3 separate regions of the Homo sapiens genome follow, and regions 1 and 3 are each linked to region 2. A link is a contact called in ENCODE Hi-C or POLR2A ChIA-PET data. All regions are on one chromosome and are shown on one strand. The core of a region is the stretch at or near the end of the contact, and the rest is flanking DNA. Distances in the headings are between cores, read along the strand shown.

Region 1 (4,135 bases), core at 569-3,068, 350 kb before region 2:
CTCTTTTTTTTTTTTTTTTTTTTTGATACAAGGCCTGGCTCTATCACCCAGGCTGGAGTGCAGTGGCACGATCTCAGATCACTGTAACCTCTGCCTCCTGGGCTCAGGTCATCCTCCCACCTTAGCCTCCAGAGTAGCTGGGACTACAGGTGTGCACCACCATGCCTGGCTAATTTTTGTATTTTTTGTAGAGACACGGTTTTGCCATGTTGCCCAGGCTGGTCTGGAACTCCTGAGCTCAAGCGATACGTCTTCCTCAGCCTCCCAAAGTGCTGGATTATAGGGGTGAGCCACCAAGCAGAATAGTTTCTTTTTTCCTTTTCTTTTTTTTGAAACAGAATCTCATTCTATTGCCCAGGCTGGAGTGTAATGGTGCGATCTCGGCCACTGCAACATCCCCGTCCCAGGTTCAAGCAATTCTTGTGCCTCAGCCGCCTGAGTGGTTGGGATTACAGGCGCCCACCACCACACCCAGCTAATTTTTTTTTTTTTTTTTTTTTTTTGAGATGGAGTCTCGCTCTGTCTCCAGGCTGGAGTGCAGCGGTGTGATCTCGGCACACTGCAACTCCCACCTCCCAGGTTCAAGCGATACTCCTGCCTCAGCCTCCGGAGTAGCTGGGACTACAGGCACATGCCACCACGCCAAGCTAGTTTTTGTATTTTTAGTAGAGATGGGGCTTCACCATGTTGGCCAGGCTGGTCTCGATCTCTTGACCTCGTGATCCACCCGCCTCGGCCTCCCAAAGTACTGGGATTACAGGCGTGAGCCACTGTGACTGGCCTAATTTTTGTATTTTTAGAAGGGATGGGGTTTCACCATGTTAGCCAGGCTGCTCTTGAACTCTCGACCTCAGGTGATCCGCCTACCTCGGCCTCCCAAAGTGTTGGGATTACAGGTGTGAGTCACCGTGCCTTGCCCAGAACAAGTTTTAAGAACTTGTTTTCTTAAAACAAGCTTTTACTTCAATAGGAAAGTATTAAAGACAAAATAAAAGAAAAAAAAATTTATAAAATAAAACAAGCTTTATGGAGGCAGAACACACAAAGCTCTTTGTTGAAATATGCTCTGAATAATAAAAAGTAAATATTTAATAAAAGTTGCTGGTGCCTGTAATTCCAGCTTCTTGGGAGGCTGAGGAGGGAGGTTTGCTCAAGGCCCGGAGTTTGAGACCAGCCTGGGCAACACAGTTAGACCCCGGCGGGGGCAGGGGAGTGAGTTTCTGGGTGGCCTCTCACCCCAGGGTGCACCTTACAATGACCACGAGGTGCCAGGAACCAGGGTTGGTTTGGCATCCACACAGGGTCAAAAAAATTTAATGGATCTTTGTTCTCTGAAAGGGAACAGGAAGGTAAACACAGGCTGCCACTATTTTTGTTCAGTAACTGGAAAGGCTGCTCTCATTTGATCTCCAAATATTTTTTTAAAAAAACAAACAGTGCTTCAGAGTAAAACTTCTATTGATTTAAATTACAAAGGCATCCATTGCAGGGAGTCAGGGGACTGAACAATGCAGGTCTCTGGACCGGCTGCTGGCTGTGCCAGGGCCCCTACAAGGCGACCCAGCACTGACCTGTGGGGCTGCTGGAGGTCTCCAAAGGTGGCCGGAGTGCCTCTCTGCCAGGGGTGGTCACAAAAGGAAGTTGCCCTGACAACAGGCCAGGACACTGAAAGTTTGGAGATGGAACAAGCCAATGAGCCTCACCTGCCCCCACCAAGACTCACTGCCAGGAAATGCCCAGTCAGCAAGTAACTGACTGCCCAAGGGAAACGAGGCCCCTCTGCTCAAGTCTGGGGTGAGGCACAGGGTGTGCTCCTGACCAAAGAGTGGCTCAGGGGAGCCGTGGCCCTGGCTGCGCACCCCCAGGCACCCTCACACTCTCACTGGCAGCGGATGTGCCGGGGCTTGTCCACTCTGGCCCTGGCCTCTGGCTCCTTGGGCTGCCTGGCTCTCTGCCAGCTGCTCTGCCAACACAACCCTTGTCTCACTTGCTGCCACCTGGCTAGGACTCTCCCTCCACTGCAGCACAGCAACTTGGCAGTGCCCACTGCACCCCGAGGGCCACAGTGTGTCTCTATAACATCCCCAAACCACAACCCAGAATGTCCGACACTCAGACCTCTCTCGAGCTGTTTCTCTTTGGACTCTGAAAACAGCTGTTCTCTGTGGCTGTAAGGCCAAGTGATAGCCTAGGTTGGTCACTTAGAGCCACAGCCAGCTCCTCTAGGCCTAGGGATGCTGAGGGTGCCAGGCTTGGAATGCCTGGCTCCTGAGAGTCATCCCTCCCCTTGGCTCTCCTGCTGATAAATGGCTTCCTGAAATGACCTCAGAGGACGCTGCCCCTTTCACGTTAACCACAGGGCCCCTCCTCCCCACTGTGGCCTGGCAGAGGCCTTTGTAGGGTACTCTCACAAGGCATCCCTCAGTCAGGGGGAGGGGAAGTCGAAGCAGAGGGGCCGGCGCTCTGAGGCCCACCACTGGGCTCACAGGCCGCCCCATCCTAGGCCATCCCAGCCCTGGGAGGACCAGACACCTCCTCGCTGGGGTCTGAACCCTGAAGAGGGATATGGGAGACAGGCAATTCCTCTCCACCTGCTCACTCCCAAAGCTGTGTTCTGTCTTCCCCAGAAGACAGATGCTGTTAGAGCCACATGTTTCTATCTGCCTCTGCCCACCCCTGGGGCCTGCTGTGTGCCAGACACTTGGTGGCACTTCACATTGCTCATTTAAGCCGCATGACAACCTTGTGAGGTGGTTTTATCCACCCCCGTTACAGAGGAGGAGACTGAGGCTAAAGACACCATGACATCCTCAAGGGCTCACAGCTAGAGGGTGGTGAGGATCACACGGGAGCCCGGCGCTGTCCACCTCTAAGGCTAAGATAGCACATGGTATTTCATAGCACAGCCGCACTCAGCTAGAAAACACTCCTCTATGACAGTGTTCAGAAGGATGACTTGCCAGGCAATGATGGGATGTTGCTTTAATTTCATGACTTGGTCTCCTTACGTGTGAAGCCTGGAATAGTAACTTCTGCTCTACCTGACTTATAGCAGAGATCAGAGCATCGAATAATGGTTGCTAAAATATCTTGGAAAAGGAAACAGTCCTATCCAGATGAAATGTGTTCATACCGTAGACATGACAGAGACCAGCTCTTGTTCAGTGCCCCCTACCTGCTGGCTGCTTCCTCGGCTCCTCGAACAGATCAGCCGAGCTTATGGAGGAACTTGCCGACAGCCTCTCTAGGCGGGCCCTGGTCTCATACTAGAGAAGACAAGGAAAAGGAAATGTTAGGCTCCAAAGATTGTGGGCAGTTTTGCAAAAAGAATCACTGAAGAGCTGTCATTTGAAAGTGTTTGACCCCCAGGCTCTTTCTTTCCAACAGTTACTGAATGCCACTGCCAAGGCCAGGTCCTGCGGGACAGCACAAAGCTCATGTTCTGCATGGGAGGCAGGTCACAGGCAGACTGATCAACATACAACACCTCAGCCACGATGGCCAGTGCGGAGGCCGTCGGAGTGAGGGAGGGAGAGCGGCATCTCTCTCCTGGTGCTGCTTCTAGCCAGCTGTCAGCAAAGGCCACTCTAAGAGTCTCTTTTCCAAGCCCCATGACACTATTTTAAAACTGAACTTGAATGTCAACTTTGAAGCAAGGCAGATTTTATGGACTGTGGGAACAGCAAGGGGCAATTCTACTTTCGAAATGATGGCGAAATGTTACACTTGCAGAAGTTTAAATTTCTGCAAAATACATTCAGCACATTTTAGGAAACCATCATCCAAATAGTCAGAGGCACACTAGCAATTCAGGATGAGAGGAAAGACGTAAACCTCCCCACTTCCACTTGAGTCTTACAGCTTAGCAAGACTTCACTATGATGAGTTCATTAACATTTCTTTCTTTTTTTTTTTTTTGAGACAGAGTCTCACTCTGCTTCTGGGTTCGAGCGATTCTCTGCCTCAGCCTCCCAAGTAGCTGGACTAGAAGCGCGTACCACCATACCGAGCTAATTTTTGTATTTTTTGTAGAGACGGAGTTTCATCATGTTGGCCAGGCTGGTCTCGAACTCCTGGCCTCAAGTGATCCACCTGCCTCAGCCTCCCAAAGTGCTAGGATTATAGGTGTGAGCCA
Region 2 (3,745 bases), core at 827-3,326:
AAGTGCTAGGATTACAGGCGTGAGCCACTGCAACCAGCCACATGTGTGTCTTATTTTTATTTTATTTTATTTTTTGTTTTGTTTTTTTGAGAAAGAGTCTCACTGTGTCACCCAAGCTGGAGTGCAATGGCGTGATCTTGGCTCACTGAAACCTCCACCTCCCGGTTCAAGCGATTCTCCTGTGTCAGCCTCCTGAGTAGCTGGGATTACAGGCGCCTGCCACCATGCCCAGCTAATTTTTGTATTTTTAGTAGAGACTGGGTTTCACCATGTTGGTTAGGCTGGTGGCGAACTGCTGACCTCAGGTGATCCACCGGCCTCGGCCTCACAAAGTGCTGGGATTACAGGTGTGAGCCACCACGCCCGGCTAAGAAGGGATTTTTTTTTTTTTTTTTTGAGACGGAGTCTCGCTCTGTCACCAAGCTGGAGTGCAGTGGCACCGTCTCAGCTCACTGCAACCTCTGCCTCCTGGGTTCAAGAGATTCTCCTGCCTTAGCCTTCCAAGTAGCTGGGATTACAGGCACACACCACCATGCCCAGCTAATTTTTGTATTTTTAGTAGAGATGGGGTTTCACCATGTTGGCCAGGCTGGTCTCGAACTCCTGACCTAGTGATCCACCCACCTCGGCCTCCCAAAGTGCTGGGATTACAGGCATGAGCCACCGTGCCTGGCCAGAAGGAATTTTAAAAAAGAAAAAAAAAAAAAAAAACAAAGCTGCCAGGTGCGGTGGCTCACGCCTGTAATCCTAGCACTTTAGGAGGCCGAGGCAGTGGATCACTTCAGGTCAGGAGTTCGAGACTAGCCTGGCCAACATGGTGAAACCCCATCTCTACTAAAAATACAAAAATTAGCCGGGCATGGTGGCAGGCGCCTGTAATCCCAGCTACCGGGAGGCTGAGGGAGGAGAGAATCACTTGAACCCAGGAGGCAGAGGTTGCAGTGAGCCGAGATTGTGCCATTGTACTCTAGCCTAGGAGACAAGAGCGAAACTCCGTCTCAAAAAAAAAAAAAAAGAAACCCAGAAGAAAAAGATGAATGAAGAATGGAACCAAGCCTGGGTTATCCTTGTCTTCAGGCCAACACAGTAAAAAATAGATTTATGTATGTTTGTTTTTTAATAGAGGAAGAGGCTCACAAAGGCAAAAATGCCAGGTCCTAGGAAAGCCATACTGCAGCCTGGCTGGTCCCCAAGGAGGCTCCTGGCTTCTGTGTCTGGGTAGAAGTAGCCACAGTTCTCCTTGGACCCTGCAGGATCAGTTTGGGCCAACGTGGCTGGTTCAGGCTGATGGGGCGTTGCCAGGCTGAGTTGTCTGGAGGGAGCTGGGACAGCCTTGAACTGCAGCAAGACAGCCATAGTGCCAAGGGCCTGGGGCTGGACACACCCTGCATGGGAGTGGACCTGGGCAGCTGGAGGCCACCTCTGGGCTGTGATGATGGCAGCCTCCCCTCACTGAGCGCCGAGCATCTGAGGGGTGTCCTGCCTGCATCACCGCGTTGCGGCCTCATCAGTCCCACGACTTTGTGCCCATTTTACAGATGAGGAGATGGAGGCCCAGAGAGCCAGTCAGAAAGTGGCTGGGCCAGGACTAAGAGTGCAGCGCGCTGCCTCCGTGCCCTGCGTCAACAGCTCAAGGAACTGGGGTGCTCCGGAAATGGGGCCAAGGCTGCTGGGCAGCAGGACGCTCAGGGCCTTGGCCTCAGGAGAGGTAATTCCCCACTCGGAGATCGGTCTTGTTGCTGCATTTTATAGATGGGAAAAGTGAGGCTAGAAGAGACGACAAACGACACGCCGTTGGACACACGGCAACGTTTTAGATGTTGGGTCTGGCCGGGCGGCCGTCACCGGTCACCATGGGGAGGAGGAGGAGCCGAGAGACTTGCTCGCGGCCGGGGGGAGGCAGAAGCGCGTCCCGCGGGAGAGGTGGCTTTGAGGAGTGAGCTCCCGGTCCCGCGGGGACGCGAGTGGGCCCAGTGCCCGGGCTGCCAGGCGGGGCGGGGCGGGGCCGGGCGACTGAGAGGGGCGGGGCCTGGCGGCTGGGAGGGGCGGGGCGGATGCGGGGACAGCGGCCTGGCTAACTCCTGCCAGGCAGTGCCCTTCCCGGAGCGTGCCCTCGCCGCTGGTGAGTGAGGACGGGACGCGGAGGGGGCAGCGGGAAGTGGGGGCCCGCATGGCTGCGACTCTTGGCAGCGCCGCGGGACAGAGGGAAACTGAGGCCGGAGCCGCAGACTGGACACCCGAGGGGGCGACCCGGGGCAGCACTTGGGGCTCGGCTACCGGGTCAGGGGGCGGCGGGCAGCAGAGTCTGGGCCTCCGCGGCCGGGGTTCCAGCGCGGGCCGCCTCCGGCTGGGGGTTCGGGAGGGAAAACTTGGACAACCCTGCCACGCCCAGCCCTTGGCCGCGTGGCTTCTCCTGCAGGAAGCGCGGTCCCAGGAGTGGCCGACGCTCCCTCTCCTGCCCATTCCGCGGATGGGCAATCCCAGGCGGAACTCCCTTGAGGGTCTCAGAATATCTGGGAGACCTCGGGCTCTTGATCTCCGAGACACCCCGTTTCGTAGTGGAGAACAGTCCAGATCGGGGAAGTTTATTTTGCCCAAAGCCGGTTAGAGGCCCCCTGGCCCTCGATTCCCAGTGCGGGGCTCAGGTGCGTTGCAGCCTAGACGGGTCTTACTGTGAGCCGAGCAGCCTCTGGGACCTGTCTGCTTCCCCTACCCCTTGCAAAGAAGCCGGAGCCCAGGTAGGAGAAGCGGGGGCTTCCTGCTGTGAACGCGCTGCTGGCCAGGGCAGCTGCCAGAGGCCATGGCCTGGCGTGGGCCTGGAGCCCCTCTGGCCAGCCTGCCAGGGGCCAGGGCTACGGGATACCAGCAGCGTGCCCTGGGCTGGATGGCAGGAGAGACAGGACTTGAGGCTGTCCCAGAATGGGCTCAGGCAGGGCGAGGATATCAGGGGAGGTGGTGTACAGGAAGCAGCCGCCCAGCTTGCCTGGCACACAGCAAGCCCTGCCCATGAAGGCCTACTGCCAGAACAGTGGGCGAGGCCCGGCGTCTCTGTGGAGTCGGTGGGGCCCGGGACAGGGCAGCCTGAGGCAGGTTTCCACTGGCGGTGAAAGGGGCCGTGTGGCAAGGACAGGAGAGCCAGCCTCAGCCCAGCAGGGGAAGGCGGCCCCTGAGTCTCCACCTGGCTGCTGGCAGCCCCACAGGGAGGTTCGGCGAAACTGAGGCTTGCCAAAGAAGCCTTTGTCCAGAGTCACGCAGCTGGCGCGGTGGAGCCAGGGCCAGAACCCGTGCAGGCTGATCCCAGCCTGCCTTCTCCACTGTGCCCCGAGGACCACTTTCTTTCCTGGGAGTGTGTGTGTGCACATGTGCTGTGTCCTGTCGTCTGTACACACTTGTGCCTGGCGTGAGGCAGGATGTCTGGCTGGATCTACCAGAAAGTATTCACAGCGGGTTCTCCAGCTGGGGTGAGGGGCTTGGGCTCGCAGGGAGGGAGCCTACTTTTCACTTTAGCTTGCTTTCTTCCTTTCTTCCGTCCTTCCTTCCTCCCTCCCTCCCCTCCCCTTCCCACCCCTTCTTTCTCTTTCTTCTTTCTCTTTCTTTCTTTCTTTCCTTCCTTCCTTCTTTCCTTTCTCTTTCTCTTTTTTTCTTTCTTCCCCTTCCTTCCTTCCTTTCTTGTTTTTGTTTGTTTGTTTGAGACAGGGTCTCACTCTGGTATGCAGGCTGGAGTGCAGTGATGCAATCATAGCTC
Region 3 (4,176 bases), core at 188-2,687, 370 kb before region 2:
AGCAATTCTCCTGCCTCAGTCTCCTGCCTCAGTCTCCCAAGTATCTGGGATTACAGGCGCCTGCCACCACGCTCGGCTAATTTTTGTATTTTTTGTATTTTTTTTTTTTTTTGAGACAGTCTTGCTCTGTCGCCCAGGCTGGAGTGCAGTGGCACGATCTCCGCTCACTGCAAGCTGCGCCTCCTGGGTTCACGCCATTCTCCTGCCTCAGCCTCCCGAGTAGCTGGGACTACAGGCGCCCGCCACCACGCCTGGCTAATTTTTTTGTATTTTTAGTAGAGACGGGGTTTCACCGTGTTAGCCAGGATGGTCTCGATCTCCTGACCTTGTGATCCGCCCGTCTCGGCCTCCCAAAGTGCTGGGATTACAGGCGTGAGCCACCGCGCCTGGCAATTTTTGTATTTTTAGTAGAGACAAGGTTTTACCATGTTGGTCAGGCTGGTCTCGAACTCCGGACCTCAGGTGATCCGCCTGCCTCAGCCTCCTAAAGTGCTGGGATTACAGGCGTGAGCCACTGCACCTGGCCTAAATAAATACATTTTAAAAATGGAATCAGAAGCAAGCCTCTAAATCTCTCTTTTTTTTTTTTGAGACAGAATTTTGCTCTTGTTGCTCATGCTGGAGTGCAATGGCGTGATTTCAGCTCACCGCAACCTGTTTCCCGGGTTCAAGCGATTCTCCTGCCTCAGCCTCCCAAGTAGCTGGGATTACAGGCATGCGCCACAACACCCAGCTAATTTTGTATTTTTAGTAGAGACGGGTTTCTCCATGTTGGTCAGGCTGACCTCGAACTCCCGACCTCATCTGATCCGCCCGCCTTGGCCTCCCAAAGTGCTGGGATTACAAGCGTGAGCCACCATGCCCAGCAATAAGCCTCTAAATCTTACTATCAGTTTATCAGAAATACTATTCTGTATTCATTAAAATGAGAAAACTTAGTGAGTCTGAACTTAGCAAGCTTAGTGACAAGGTAGAATACTGTAAACTGCCAGGCACGGTCGCTCACACCTGTAATCCCAGCACTTTGGGAGGCCGAGGCAGGAGGATCACCTGAGGTCAGGAGTTTGAAACCAGCCTGGCCAATGTGGTGAAACCCCATCTCTACTAAAAATACAAAAATTAGCTGGGCATGGTGGTGGGTGCCTGTAATCCCAGCTACTTGGGAGGCTGAGGCAGGAGAATCGCTTGAACCTGGGAGGCGGAGGTTGCAGTGAGCCGAGATCACGCCACTGCACTCTAGCCTGGGCGACAAGAGTGAAATTGCATCTCAAAAATCAAAACAAAACAAAAAAACACACAAAAACAAAAACATTGGCAACTCTCACACCCTGCTGATAGGAATGCAAATTGTCCTATGCAGTTTGAATTTGACAGTACATACAAAATGGGAAAAAATCATCCCCTTGCCACTAGATGGCGCTTACTGGCTTTCAAGTACTTTATCGCATGTATTGTCTTCTGTTACATTGCTGCCTTCCTGTTTTTACTTCTCAAGGATGGCTGGAGGAAGGGGCTGGGCACTAGGGATTAGAGCCTCACAAGAATGCTGTAATCTGGATCCCAACAGCCATATCTGCTGTGGAACCATGTTGCCCCAGGGGACACATCTCTGAGCGTTGCTGTCTTCCCTAGCCACTTACATTATTCAGTTCCTTAGCAATATCTATCTCTGATACTGTGTTAAGGGTCTTTTTCTGAAGAATACACATTTTAATAAGTCTAATTTTTAATTATTTCACATAATATCTGTGCTATTTAACTTTTCTCTTTTTTATTATTATATTTATTTTTTTAATTTATTTTTTGAGACAAAGTCTAGCTCTGTTGCCCAGGCTGGAGTGCAGTGGCGCAATCTTGGCTCACTGCAACCTCTGCCTCCTGGGTTCAAGCGATTCTCCTGCCTCAGCCTCCCAAGTAGCTGGGATTACAGGCATGCGCTACTAAGCCTGGCTAATTTTGTATTTTTAGTAGACACGGTTTCTTCACGTTGGTGAGGCTGGTCTCGAACTCCCGACCTCAGGTGATCCACCTGCCTCAGCCTCCCAAAGTGCTGGGATTACATGCGTGAGCCACCACACCTGGCCTACTGAAGCATTCTATTCAAAATATTCCTATTCTGTTTCAAAAATATTAATTGCCCATCCCTGGGGTAATATCACACTTCCTGCTCCACAGAAATCAGGTTTGGAGACATAATTTGTTTTAGCCAATAGTATATGGGCAGAAGTTATGTTTGTCACTTCCAAGCAGAAGCTTCAAGAGCCAGAATGTGACTTGCTGTGGGGTTTTTGGTTTGTTTTTCTTTTTCCCTGCTATGAGATCAGTCATGTTCTAGAGGCTGTTTCATCAGCTTGGGTCCCAACGTGAAAATATTGGCCATCTACAGTGGACCTGAATGAGAAGTAAACCTTTATCTCCGTAAGCTGCTGAGATGTTGGAGTCATTTGTTCCTGCAGCATAATGTATCGTATCCTGACCGATATACTGGCCATTTCTTATTTTTTATTTTTTTTGTGACAGAGTCTCGCTCTGTCGCCCAGGCTGGAGTGCAGTGGTACGATCTCGGCTCACTGCAAGCTCCGCCTCCCGGGTTCACGCCTCTCTCTCCTGCCTCAGCCTCCCGGAGTAGCTGGGACTACAGATGCCCGCCACCATGCCCGGCTAATTTTTTTGTATTTTTAGTAGAGATGGGGTTTCACCATGTTAGCCAGGATGGTCTCGATCTCCCGACCTCGTGATCCGCCCACCTCGGCCTCCCAAAGTGCTGGGATTACAGGCGTGAGCCACTGCGCCCGGCTCTGGCCATTTCTTAAACATCCTTTCAGACCAGTCATGACCTCTGTGAGGTTCTGCACATGCATGGCTGCCTAATAGTTAATGATACAAGTAAACATTTTGTCTGGGTGATATGGATTGGATCTGAATCCCCACCCAAGTCTCATGATCTGTTGTAATCCCCAGTGTTCCAGGTAGGGCTCGGGGGAAGGCCATTGGATCATGGGGCAGAGTTCTCGTGAATGGATTAGTACCATCTCTCTTGGTACTGGATAGTGAGATCTCACGAGATCTGGCTGTTTAAAAGTGGATAACACCTCCTGTCTCTCTCTCTCAGTCCTGCGCTTGCCATGGAAGACTCATGCTCCCACTTGCCTTCTGCCTTCTGCTTTGAAGCTCCTTGAGGCCTCCCCAGAAGCAGAAGCCACTATGCTTTGTGTACAGCCTGCAGAACCATGAGCCAATTAAAGCTCTTTTCCTTATAAATTACCCAGTCTCAGGTATTTCTTTATAGCAGTTCAACAAGTGACGAATACATTGGGGAAAGCTCCATTGCATGCCCCCCCACTTTTTTTTTTTTGAGACTGAGTTTCACTGTTGCCCAGGCTGGAGTGCAATGGTGTGATCTTGGCTCACTGCAACCTCCATCTCCTGGGTTCAAGCAATTTTCCTGCCTCAGCCTCCTGAGTAGCTGGGATTACAGGCACCCGCCACCACGCCTGGCTAATTTTTGTATTTTTAGAGGAGATGGGGTTTCACCATGTTGGTCAGGCTGGTCTCGAACTCCCGACCTCAGGTGATCCACCTAACTCAGCCTCCCAAAGTGCTGGGATTACAGGCGTGAACCAGCGCACCCGGCCCATTGCATGACTTTTGGCAAAAAAAAAAAAAAAAACAGGTTCTGCCCCCGACTAAGGAAGCCAAGAAGAGCAGATACTTGCTCTCCTAGAGTCCTTACAGCTAGAGAAGTGTGACGTGACTCCTATCCACTCCAGCCTGGGTAACAGAGTGAGTCTCACAAAAAAAAAAAAAAAAAAAAACCCAGAAAATAAAAAATGAGAGTCCATGAAAAGATTATTTCAAATTCATCCTTGACAGGAATTTAAATTCTTCTCCTCCATATAGATTGTTGTGAAAACACATTAATATTCTTTTTCCCTGGTGCGGAAGGAGGGAATAGAAAACCACTTTTTTTTTTTTTTTTTTGAGACGCAGTCTTGCTCTGTCACCCAGGCTGGAGTGCAGTGGCGCGATCTCGGCTCACTGCAAGCTCCGCTTCCCGGGTTCACGCCATTCTCCTGCCTCAGCCTCCCGAGTAGCTGGGACTACAGGCACCCACCAACACGCCTGGCTAATTTTTTGTATTTTTAGTAGAGACGGGGTTTCACTGTGTTAGCCAGG

Evidence for each region. Hi-C counts contacts between places; a loop is a spot of excess contacts on that map. ChIA-PET counts read pairs that join two places held with the same protein, here RNA polymerase II (POLR2A). Pooled maps may share reads with other maps.
Region 1: POLR2A ChIA-PET joins it to region 2 with 17 read pairs in activated naive CD4-positive, alpha-beta T cell. The contact joins the enhancer-like site here to the promoter of TSPO in region 2. POLR2A ChIA-PET finds 5 or more read pairs at or near these places in 5 of 52 experiments (H1, HCT116, IMR-90 and 2 more).
Region 3: a pooled map shows a loop between it and region 2 (8-fold over the local background). The contact joins the enhancer-like site here to the promoter of TSPO in region 2. A Hi-C loop is called at or near these places in 1 of 37 single-sample maps with no recorded cell type and 4 of 50 pooled maps. POLR2A ChIA-PET finds 5 or more read pairs at or near these places in 2 of 52 experiments (H1 and HCT116).

What each region holds. Positions count from the first base shown.
Region 1 is chr22:42,803,898-42,808,032 of GRCh38, forward strand. It overlaps ARFGAP3 (ARF GTPase activating protein 3), which reads right to left. Exons shown (of 16, transcript NM_014570.5): 14 at 3,176-3,266. Among named protein-coding and RNA genes, the nearest start is that of ARFGAP3, 51 kb to the right of the region's middle. Within about 2 kb of position 1,819, at least 20 of the 41 ENCODE cell types and tissues checked have a DNase peak (open chromatin) inside an H3K27ac peak, as active enhancers do.
Region 2 is chr22:43,149,483-43,153,227 of GRCh38, forward strand. TSPO (translocator protein) reads left to right here and starts at 2,077. Exons shown (of 4, transcript NM_000714.6): 1 at 2,077-2,122. RefSeq lists a silencer at 1,829-2,048 and an enhancer at 2,670-2,769.
Region 3 is chr22:42,778,856-42,783,031 of GRCh38, forward strand. No RefSeq gene overlaps it. Among named protein-coding and RNA genes, the nearest start is that of A4GALT, 60 kb to the left of the region's middle. RefSeq lists a silencer at 1,322-1,371. Within about 2 kb of position 1,438, at least 2 of the 41 ENCODE cell types and tissues checked have a DNase peak (open chromatin) inside an H3K27ac peak, as active enhancers do.